Linked DNA regions of Homo sapiens: region 2 is linked to region 1. A link is a loop called in an ENCODE intact Hi-C map of the cell type or tissue named here. Cell type or tissue: lower leg skin. All regions are shown on one strand. Each heading gives the region's core, and the rest is flanking DNA. Links, peaks and the distances in the headings are about the cores only.

Evidence for each region. Hi-C counts contacts between places; a loop is a spot of excess contacts. Peaks named below come from ENCODE experiments on the same cell type or tissue, not always from the same donor. Only the 100,000 strongest peaks of a DNase experiment are listed, where the experiment ranks them.
Region 2: a loop joins it to region 1, with 6 times the contacts of the local background. A loop is called at or near these places in 98 of 110 quality-filtered maps.

Annotation. Positions count from the first base shown.
Region 1 is chr17:54,990,473-54,996,524 of GRCh38, reverse strand. STXBP4 (syntaxin binding protein 4) reads right to left here. Exons shown (of 18, transcript NM_178509.6): 4 at 5,568-5,700. Among named protein-coding and RNA genes, the nearest start is that of STXBP4, 25 kb to the right of the region's middle. In lower leg skin, for the core only: a CTCF peak has its summit at 3,252 (motif pointing left); no DNase peak of the experiment used is centred there.
Region 2 is chr17:55,346,442-55,352,493 of GRCh38, reverse strand. No RefSeq gene overlaps it. Among named protein-coding and RNA genes, the nearest start is that of MMD, 72 kb to the left of the region's middle. In lower leg skin, for the core only: no CTCF peak of the experiment used is centred there; a DNase peak (open chromatin) is centred at 3,535.

The DNA.
Region 1 (6,052 bases), core at 357-5,356:
CATATCTGTTGTGGACAATTTTCATACTGATAGCAAATTTAATTATATTACTCATTAGATTGAGAACCTTTGATGGCTGCCAACTGGTAGGAAAAGTTGAAACTCCTCAACATCCCAAACCCAGCACAACAAATTTACTGCAACTTACTTTTTCTAGCTTCATCATCCACCTTCCACACCAGCATATTCTTCATTCTACTCTCAGAGAATGTGCCTCAAACCAGCCATGGTCTTTTGAACCTCAATGTTTTCACACATATGAATTCCCATCTAGAATGCCACCATCCACCCTGCCACTTCTCTGCAATAAACTCTGACTTAAACTTCACAGCCCAATTCAAACACTATCTCTGCTGGAAGTTTTCTCTAGTTGCCCAGGATTTACTTAATCGTTGTGTCTTTTTGCTCAAAAAGCACTTTTACTTACCTAAAGGATTGCACTTACTCTGTATGGTCCTTATGTTTACATATCTGCTTTTCCCTGCCCTCACATTAGAATATACTAAATCAGCAACTCCCAGTCTAGGGGCAATGATTCTTTTAGTGGGCCAGAATCACCAATTCTTTCATTAGGCATAACTAGAACTCTGTCCTTTTCATGGTTATTTCCCTGGTACAGTGCTAGGTACACAGTAAGTCCACAATAGGTTAAAGGGGGCCAAGAAACAGTCTGAGGAAATTAAGGTAGCTATGACAAAAATAATAATGGCAAAGGAATAAAGAGAGTGACACTGCAAAGCGAACCATCTTGGCTGCTACTTCTTCAGCTCCCACCAGTGGGACTGGTTTCTTCATAGTTTGCCATCCAGAGGCCTGATCCTGATATTTATCTAAAAGCCTTAGCCCTGGTTCCAGTGCTATGCTCCGCATGAAAACAGATTTCCTCTGAAAGTTAAATATGTCCTACTTCAATGCCACAAATTACATGATGACACTGACTGTGAGACCTATAATTTCAGAGATAGAAGAGGAAAAAATACGTACATACACACACTCATAAGTATATTACATACCGATATATGCATGTTATATATATGTGTGTGTGCATGCATAGCTTATATGTATATGTTTTAATGTATATCTTAGAACCAACTGAAGAAAATATGAAATATACTATCAGATTTGAAGAGAGGATTTTGATTTCTGTCTGCTTTCCCTATGTTACCAGCAACAAAAGAAAGAAATAAAAATGAACATTTGAGAACTTTAAAGTGTTGTCGGAAATCTGACACAAAGGCCCAAGGAGGAAGTACCTTGGTGTGGAGCCCAAATGGTGCCAGTGGAAGGGTAAATAAGCAGATCAGTAATCCTCAGAAATGTGAGAAAATGACTACGGGACCGTTCATTCATAAATTTAAATTGAGCAAGTATGTATGTGTCAGGCACCACAGTGGGGACTAACAATATTACTGTGAATAAAATCAGATAGCATCCTTGCCCTTAAGAAACATACTGTCTTGTGGTTCAGGCAGAGATGATTAAACAATCATAAATATAAATATATCATTGCAAACTGAGGTAGGTGACACAAAGGAAAGGAATGGGATTTAGGAGCATATGTAGAAAAAAATAAAACCTAGCCTAGACTGGGGGAAAGCAGGCAACACAACCCTTAGGCAGCAGTCTTTGAATTGATAACTGGAAATAATGGGGGAAAGGAAATGGAGTGCTGTTTCCTAAGGGAACAGCATATGAGATGGAAAAGAAAAAAAAAAAAGAGAAATTCGCCCCTTCCAGGAACTGAGAAAATGCTACTCTGGAAGCATAGTGATGGAGAGGCAGAGAAGGACAGGGCAGAAGCCACACTATATGGAACCTTGCAGGCAACCAAATATTAGTAAGATATGTAGGTTGGGAGGGAAATAGGTATGGTGCATAAGAACAAACGATGCTACTGAAAGGGCTGATTCAAAACTGATGACAGTTTAAGCTCCAGTGATAAGAATAAAGATCAAGAAGACTGATGGGTTCAAGAGATATTTCGAGAGTAAAAAAGTCAATGGTATGTGTTAATGAATTGAACAGTGTTATGGGAGTTGAAATAGGAAGCTGTTAAATTTTCTGACTTTGTGTAGCTAGAAGCTGTCATTCACCAAGACTAGGTAAACTGGAAGAGACTCTGTTTGGGAAGAGTTGAGCAGAATATGGTGTGATGTAAATGTCATGAGTTCTGCTTCAGAAATGCTGAGTTTGAGATACCTTTAAGAGGTCCAAGTAAAAATGTTGATCAGGGAACTGAATATGGGTATGAAGCTTAAAGGAGTGTCTTGGCCAGAAAAAGGGTCTAGGATTGACCCCAGATAGATATGGGACTAGCTGACACAGTGAAAGGGCCTTGGAGCTCTCTTATTTCCTTAACTTTAGCAATTAATACAGTAGTTCTCAATTTATAGGGTGCCTCTAGCTCTTAGAGCTGAGGGAATCTTGGTTCTGCTTGAACTGAAAAGATGTATTCATAATATCCCATATTTGAACTCTGGATATGTTTTTCAAAGAAACATACTATTTTGCTTCTACTAAACCAGTATTTTATTCTCATATTTTCCAGGAGGAAAACTTTTGGGGTGGGTGGTGGCAAACCATGAATAATTAAAGAAAATTTCTTCTGCGTTCCAATAACTCCCTTACAGTTTGGAAGATTTGAAAATATAAATGAAATATAATCTAGCTATAAGCTTGAGATAGCCTATACTGTTAATTATGAAACATTATAATGTTAAAACAAAATTACAGAAAGTTAAAGCATTCATATGCATTTAAAAAATATTAACAGTTACTCAGTTCAGCAACTTCATTAAGATAACCTTATGAGTTTGTGTTTCCTATTCCACAGATTCTACTATGTAGAAATTTTGTGCAGACTAGAAATTTATTAACATGTTAAAACAGTATTTAGAATATAGTAAATGTATTAATACATTGTTGTAAAATAAAGTTATATCAATTTTGTATTTGAAGAATATGCATATGCATAGAGCTCTCCATCTTGAGAAAATATTTAAAAATAATGTAAGCACTAGAAAATTACTTCTATAAATTTTTTTATTTTTTAGAAATGCTCTGTTGCCCAGGCTGGAGTGTAGTGATGCAATCATAGCTCACTGCAACCTGGAACTCCTGGGCCCAAGGGATCCTCCTGCCTGGGCCTCCAAAAGTGCTGGAATTAGAGGCATGAGCCATCACCCCTGGTCCTCTTCTCCTACACCTTTTTCTATCTTGCCTGTTTTCCTTGGTCAGATATGACCAGGTAGGAAGAACATTAATAGCTCTGTGCTGCCCTCTAGTGCTAAGTAGAGAATATAGTCAATGAGAAAATTTTGCCTTTTAATACTTCAGTAAAATTCTAACAAGAAAAAGTAGATATCATAAGAATAATTTCTTAATCTGCTATCACTGACAGAAGATAAAGAGTCATTCAGCACCACCGCTATCAACTTATTACTCTAACTCCAAATAGTTTTCATCGTAACAAACAAGCACAAATTGATGCTTGTCTTAAAAGCAAATTCTTAGGTCAGGCGTGGTGGCTCATGCCTGTACCCCCAGCACTTTGGGAGGCTGAGGCGGATGGATCGCCTGAGGTTGGGAGTTCGAGACTAGCCTGGCCAACATGGTGAAACTCTGTCTCTACTAAAAATACAAAAATTAGTTAGGTGTGTTGGCACGCACCTGTAATCCCAGCTACTAGGGAAGCTGAGAGGTGGGAGAATCGCTTGAACCTGGGAGGTGGAGGTTGCAGTGAGCCGAGATTGTGCCACTGCACTCCAGCCTGGGCAACAGAGTGAGACTCTGTCTCAAAAAAAAAAAAAAAAAAAAAAAGGAAGCAAATTCTTATCACTTGTTGGGTACCCTGATCTACTATTGCATTATATCAAGTGTAGTTTAAGAAATGCCTTACTATATTGAACACACACACACAGACACACACTCACACACACCTCTCAGCTTTAACACTAAAGTAACACCTCAATTCTTGGAAGAAAAAATTCATTTTTTTGTTTTTTTGAATTTGTTTAAATTTAGCTTTTAAATATTTATTTAATAATTTAAATTTAATAGCCAAAAATTTATGCCATTAAACTTATTAAATAATACTTTTTTTTTTTTTTTGAGACAGGGTCTTGTTCTGTCATCCAGGCTGGAGTGCAGTGGCACGATCATGCCTCACTGCTCTTGATCTTCGGGGCTCAAGCAATACTCCCACCTCAGCCTCCAAGTACCTGGGACTACTGGCATGCAACACCATGCCGGGCTGATTTTTTTTTTAATTTTTAATAGAATTCAAGTCTCTCTACGTTGCCCAGGCTGGTCTCAAACTCCTGAGCTCAAGCAATCTTCCTGCTTCTGCCTCCCCAAAGCTAGGATTACAGGCATTAGCCACCATGCCTGGCCTCTATAACACTTAGAACTCGGAAAGTATATTTAAAAGATGCCTTATTATCTGAACAAGCATAAAACAATTGAAAGTACTACAACTATTTTGGAAGTTATTGGTAAAACGGAATTTTTCCCTAACAAGACAAAAAAATCCAGCTGAAAAGATAAACTGCTTAGTAAACAAGTGTTTGCAGTGGTGGGGGAGGGATATGGGCGGTGGGTAAAAGTAGTAGGACTGTTTATTTAACCAAACAACAAGAACAAAATAAGAAGATCCTTTCTCATGCTATATAGCTTGATATTAATAGAATATTTTATTAATTCTTAATTATTAATATAATTTTATTAAATTATTTACATTTGATATCTCTCCAAAATCAAATGGAGTCAATCAAATGGAGAATATTTTATTAATTTTATTAATTCTTAATTATTAATATAATTTTATTAAATTCTTTATATCTGATATCTCTCCAAAATCAAATGGAGGCAATTTTCAAAAAATGACACATAATCACTTTAGTAAAACAGAAACAGCAAATGAAATCCAAGAAGAATGAGAATTTAAATATAGTAACTAGTTTGTTAAACTGCTGGGGTTGTCCTTCAAATTTGGGTCTGAGCTTCCTACCAACCAAAGTGAAAGGGAGCTCATTATATATTTCTTACACTGAAGAGGAGAGTAAGACTTTCTAATTCCTAAAAAAAGACATTTTCTGGTTTTAATGAGTGATAAAACTCATTAGCTCAAGCTACAAGAACTGCGAATTCAGAAATTAGATTTTGTTTGCTGTTTCTGTTTTGTTTTGCATTTAGTAGAGGCTAAATGAATGTAATTAAAGTTCTACTGATCCAACTTAATAAAAACTCAAAGTAGTAGAAAGATAACAAGTCATCAAATATAATTTCTCTCAATCAGATACAGGATAAAAGTTGAACAGCATGTAATTTAAAAATAATAACCTTATCTTACAGTCAGAAATATCTATTATTTTCATAGAAGAAGAACCTATTTATTTCTTAGTTTAAAGCTCCTTGAGGGCAATAGTCTTATCTTCTAATTCCTTTGTATTTTTCACTGAGGTATGGTCACAGTGGATATAAATTCACTAATAAAGAAGAAAAAATAAACTTTACCACTGGTGGGTCTTTTTGTTTGTATTTTTGGTGGGCATGGGACATATTTTTACCTTATAACAGTCTCCTCCAGGAATAATTTCCTGAATATATACCAATGGGCCTTCATTCCGGTTAATTCCTCCTAGTACCTTCAGGCCAAGGCCTGTTTCCTTGGCAATTGTAATCATCTGAAAGGCAGGATCCCTAAGATAAAGTAAATTAGCACACACAGGTTAGTCTAGAGATCTGCACCTATTTTTTTCTTTAAACTACTTATTAAATCAAAATCTGAGATCTAGAGCAGCAACCCCTCACCTTTTTTGGTACCAGGGACTTGTTTCATGGAAGACAATTTTTCCAAGGTGGGGGGAGAGGGAATGGGGTTGCAGAGGGGTGATGGTTTCGGGATGATTCAAATGCACTACATTTCTTGTGCACTTTATTATTACATTGTAATATATAATAAAATAATTATACAATTCACAATAATGTAGAATCAGGGGGAGCCCTGAGCTTGTTTTCCTGCAACTAGACAGTCCCATCTGGGGGTGAGGGG
Region 2 (6,052 bases), core at 580-5,579, 360 kb before region 1:
AACTATCATTATGTGTATGTTGGTGAGCTTGATGGTGTCTCACAGGTCTCTGAAGCTTTGTTTTTCTCAATTCTTTTACTTTCTGTTCTCAGACTGGATAATTGCAAGCAGCCCATCTTCAAATTCATTGATTCGTTCTTTCCGCTCACTCAAGTCTGCCATTGAATTTCTCATTTCAGCTATTGTACTTTTCAACTCTAGAGCCTCTATTTTATTACCTTCTTATAAATTCTATAGCTTTATTAATATTCTACATTTGGTGAAGCATGTTCTCATTTAAAATAATACTTTGATTTTATTTATATTTATTTATTTATTTGAGACAGGATCTCACTCTGTTACCCAGGCTGGTGTGCAGTGGTGAGATCATAACTCATTGCAGTGTTGACCTCCTAGGCTCAAATGACCCTTCCATCTCAGCCTCAACCAGTAGCTGGGACCACAGGTGTGCACCATCACGCCTGGCTAATTTTTGTTTTTGTTTTTTTAGAGACACGGTCTTGCTATGTTGCCCAGGCTGGTCTCAAACTGCTGAGCTCAAGTGATCCTCCTGCCTTGGCCTCCCAAAGTGCTGGGATTACAGGCACTAGCCACCATGACTGGCCTTTATTTTATTCTTTACACCTGGTTTTCTTTAGGTCTGTAAGCATATTGATAGTAGTTGATTTAAATCCTTTGTCTAGTAAATCTAACATCTGGGTTTCCTCAGAGAAAGTTTCCATTAAGTACCTTTTTCTCTGTATATGGGCCATGCTGTCCTTTCCTTCCATGTCTCATAATTTTTTATTGAAGACTGGATATTTTAAATGATATAATGTGGCAACCCTGGAAATCAGATTCCTTTCTTCTCCAGAGCTTGTTATTGTTGCTGTTTGTTTTTGTTGTTGTATTGTTTGCTTATATCGTGACTTTTATAAATTAACTCTGTGAAGTCTCCACTTAGTTAGTTTAGTGGCTAGTAATGATTGGACACAAATTTCCCTAAGTGCCTGGCATTAATAAGTTTCTTAGCTTTTGCCAAAGGGCTCTCTCTATGTGTTGCAATGTGTATTCAGTGCTCTGGCAGGCAGTCTATAATGCTGTCTTAGCCTTCACTTCCTATTTCTGCAAAGCCTCAAGGTCCACCAAAGGCAAGAGATTAGGGCCTTCTCAGATCTTTCCTGGGCATAAACCTGAACATGTGTATGGCCTTCTAGATTCCCAGAAATACCCTGGAACTTTTAAAAGTCCTTTGTGGGCAGTTTATGTGTCAGGTTTTCCTTTAAAGACTTCTGTCAGCCTCTTGTTTTTCCCAAATGTTTTCTCTGCTTCAGGCAGATGTAATGTTTAACAATTACCGGTGATTGTTGATTTCAACAAACGTTCCAGGCCATTTACATTGAGCCAGCTCTGAGTCTGGTTACATAAAGACAAGCTCTGAGAGTAGAGGTTTCCAGGGAGTTACCAGACAGGTCAAATAGTGACAATTCTCTAAAGATGAGGCTTTTAGGGTGCTCCAAACATGTTCTGCTTTCTCTAGTGGCTGCTAGGATGCTGATTTTCACCACTACCATGGTTGTGAGGCTGCTGGTTTTCAAGGCTCTTGTGATGCTGAGGAGAGGGGGATGGGAGTAGGACAAGTTAAAATGCCACAGGGCTCTTTGTTCTTATTGAGATTCAATCATTTTCCCTGAATAATTACTCCTTGTATTGTTGCAAATCTTTGGTTAATTTCCAGAGTTCTGAGAAGTTGATTATAACAATTTTTGGCCAATGTCTCATTGCTTTTATGGAGAAACAGATTTTGCAGAGGTTCTTACTCTGCCACTGTGAATGTCAGAACCCTCAGTTGCAGTATTTTCTAAGTAACCACATCACCTTGCTCACTCATACTTCACTTGTAGTCACCAGAATCCCTGAGTTTTTTGTTATCAACCACTGGTTACTCCTTCTTGTGGTTGATTGTTTTAAGTAGGTTTAAGACATTTCATTTTTGCTAACTAAATTTCATTTTCTTAATTTTTGTTATAGTTCCAGGATAAATTATTTTGAATCCTGACATCAATAAGATTTTTTTTTAAGTTTCTTTTAAGTCATAGATAACATTACTGGTCAAATCAGTGCATAGATCAGCTTTTTGGGTTTATTTATTTATTTATTTATTTATTTATTTATTTTAAGTCAGAATCTTGCTCTTTCACTCAGGTGGGATTGCAGTGGTGTGATCTTGGCTCACTGCAGTCTCTGCCTCCCAGGCTCAAGTGATTCTTGTGCCTCAGCCTCCGAAGTAGCTAAGACTACGGGCTCACACTACCGTTCCCAGCTAATTTTTGTATTTTTAGTAGAGACAGGGTTTTACCATGTTGGCCAGGCTGATCTCGAATTCCTCCTCTACTGGATATCCCCTCCAGGGGCACATTTGTTCCATTAACTTGTTTTGAAATATGTGTCTATTTTCAAATTGTATCTCTAACATGACAAAATCTTACCAGTAAGACAACTTTTTCTAAAAAGGAAAGTTGGTTTCTAATGATTTATTCATAGTGAATTTTCCCAACTCTTACTGTTTACTATTTCTTTACTCTTCACACATCATTTGCTTCTACAAAATATTATACTAACTGAAGTATCAGGGATCCATCATTGTTTTTGAAAAGTGGGGCAGACATCTTTCTATCCTCAATTTTCTAGGCTCTCTTTCATTTCCCCACACATTTCTCAAAGGGCAATAGTAATTGTGTGAGAATTCAATTTGCAACCTTAGCAATCTTGTCCCTGGTGAAGGAACGGCCAGGAAGAACATAGTCTGGGAGAAAACCAGCTACACTGGTGGGTTCCAATATGGGCACCCTGGGCAGCTAACAGATAGCTGTTGGTGAGATGTGGAAAATCAACCACATTGGAGTTCCAAACCACACTCACAGGGATATGGGGTGGTTCAGGGCTGGCTATTTTTGTAATCATGACAGCACCCAGTCAGTAACTAGTGGATGGAGTAGGGAGGATCTAGCGCTCCCCACCCCCCAGGAGAGGGAATTGGGTGAGCATGCTGTAGGATAATAAAGCCCAGCCAAGGTGACTGAAATTCAGAGCTGGAGCTTCAGATCCAGTGCCTAAGACAGGAGTCCTGCCCAGTGAACTAGGCCAACTATGCTGGAACAGAGGGCACTAACCCTATTGAGACCCACTGCTGACATGTTTCCTGTCTGTCTCAGGACGGTTCCAATGAAGCGTGGAGCATCTGTGATTCCAATCCTGAGGGGTAAAAGAAGGCAGGAGCTACCCAGAAATACGACTTTTGAGAGTTTGCACAGTATAATGGAAATAAAGATTTGGGGAGGCTAAGTAGACTGTAGTCAAATCCCTTGGCAAGTTACTTGATATCTTTGAGTTTTAAGTTCCTCATTGATAAAATAAGGATAATAATATCTCTCTTGCAGGATTTGTATGAAGGAAAAAGTTATACCTCAAGGACTCAACATGCAAGAGGCCCAGGAGGGGAATTTCATTTCGCACGTCCATTTTTTTCTCAGAGCAATTTCCCATCTTTACTACCAGATGGCGCCCGTGAGCAGTGCCGCCCTTCCCTATGGCTTTTATTTCCACTCTTCGGGCGCTAGGTAATCTTCCTCTCTCTTAGTACTCAGGCTGGCATTTAAAATCCAGTGTTGCACACAGACTTTGTGTTTCTAATCCATCTGCTCCATGAAGAACTGTGAAACCCAGAAATACCTATTTCTAGCCAGACACCCATTTCTCCAATAGGATTTTTCAGATGATAAGGCTTTGTGATATAACTATGCAGCTGGGCATTCAAAAGAAGTCAAACAACCCTTAATTAAGAATCTGGTTTTTTGTACATTTACCCCCACTATAAGAGTGTAGAGACTTAAAGGTCAGGCCCTGTAGGTTTGAATCTCAATGTTAGCATTAGGTGGGTGACCTTGGACAAATTATTTGGCCTCTCTAAATCTCACTTTCTTCATCTATGAAATGGTTGTAATAACAGTAGCTGCTTCATAGGATTGCTGTGAGGTTAAATGAGATAACATACATAGGATACTCAACACAAAACCTGGCACACAGTAAGTGCTTACTAAGTGTAAGCAATTATACTAACAAGAGCCTGAGCTTTGAAGTCAGATGAAAACAGATTTGACTCCTAGCTCTTCGACTTAAAAATTGCATGATCTTAAATAAGTTATGTAACCTTTCTGAGCCCCACTTGCCTCAACAGTGCAAGATTAGTATGAATATGCAGAGACACATATGCGATACCTTTTACTTTTTATTTGTATTATGACCCATTTCAAACAGGATTTGTGCTTACCTACCACAAACAAACAAACAGAAACAGCCCAATGGCTTTCATTAAAGCAAATAATAGAATTAGCGTGTAGAAAAAGCAAAGGCAGGAAAAATAAGAAAAAGTCAGAGATAACACTAGGCTCTTAGATAACATCATAAGATTAGGTCACAAATTTGGCTTTGAGCTTCTTAGCATCCAAGGCAATAAAGAAGGGAAATATGGTTCGTTAGATGATTCATAGTGCCAAGATAAATGCAGAGGAGTTCTGAAGAAGAAACCCAGCTATTCCTAGTTCTGAGACTTAAGAGACTATAGCACATGGTGGATACACAATAGATATATAAATGTTAGCTGTTCTCATCTACAGCACAGAGGAAAGAGTGAGTCTAAGAATAAGAGCAACATGGGAGAGGTAACTTTCTAGCTGAACAAGACTGAAGAAAGATTTTCCAAGTGCCTGGGGGGCTGGAGAGGAGTGGGAGCCTGTACATAAGGGAAGCAGGTGACAGTATCTGGACTGTCCCCACACATTGACAGCAAGGCAGCTTTAAATGGGGTTTCACACTGGGGTGAAGATGTTTCCCTCTGGCTGAAAGGCACAGGAACTTTGTCGTATGAGGAGGCTGGAGGGAAAGGATGCCTCGCAAGCATTGTCCAAGCAGCTGTTTTGGTTTAAAGGCTCTCCCTACTGGACATCTGGTGTTTAATGGCAATCCTTTTTTTTTAGTGTGTTTTCTTTTGTTCTGTTTTCCTGAGGACCCAGACTTAGGGTTCTCAAGGAAAGAAAATGGTCAAGACAGTTGTGGGGAATGCTGCCCTTTTCCTTCAATGTAATGGCCTTCTCAGCCATTAGAACCAGTGGAGAAATTGTCACATGGTGAAAGGGATGGAGCTTGGAGGTACAAGTGAAGAAGGAAAGGTTCTGGTATCATTTAAACAGTAGGGAAAACAAAAACATAGGAATATTGCTTTAACAGGACACCCACATTCCTTTTCTCTGTGGCGTCCCAGAGAGGAGACTCTCAGAGCTAGAATTTTAGCTTCTAGCTCCTCAGTTTGCGGATGAAGACTCTGAGGCCCAGAGGGCTCAAATAAACATGTTTACATCATTTAGATCACACAGATAGTTCACATCAGAGCCAGGTCTAGGACCTATGCCTATGGATTCCTAGGCCATAGGGCATGTAGAAGAAAGTAGTCTTCTATAACATATGTTATGATCTAGAGAAGAGACCTGAGGAAGAAGTTTGGGTGTCAGTCTGCAAGGCAGTAAAGCACATGTGAAATAGCTGTGAAGATATGGTCAGGGGCCTTTCTGCATTGTAATGACTATGCGTTTGCCTCCTGGTGCTGCAGTGGCCACAACCCAACAGCTGCAATCTCCATGGAGCTCTCCCTGCTGGCCTGCCATGGGAGAGCTCATTGCCCTCAACCCACCTGGTACCTATGATGCTTCTTTGCTCAGTAAATAAGCATCTGTTCAATCATACATTGTGCTTCACAGTGGAGGTTAAATAGACAAGGGTAAATGTGATAATCATTATATTAAAGGGTTCTGTGGGAACACAGAAGAGAGAGCATTTAGCCCTGCCTGGGAGTGGGAAGTGGTCAGGGAAGGTCTCTGAAAGAAAGGCTACCTGAACTTAGACTGAAGTGGGAGTAGGAATGGACAGGAGGGGAGGGAAGAGGGCATTGTAAGCAGAGAGTGTCACCAGGGAAGGACACCATAGCATAAGAAGGCATAAAATGTTCGGAAAATGGAAA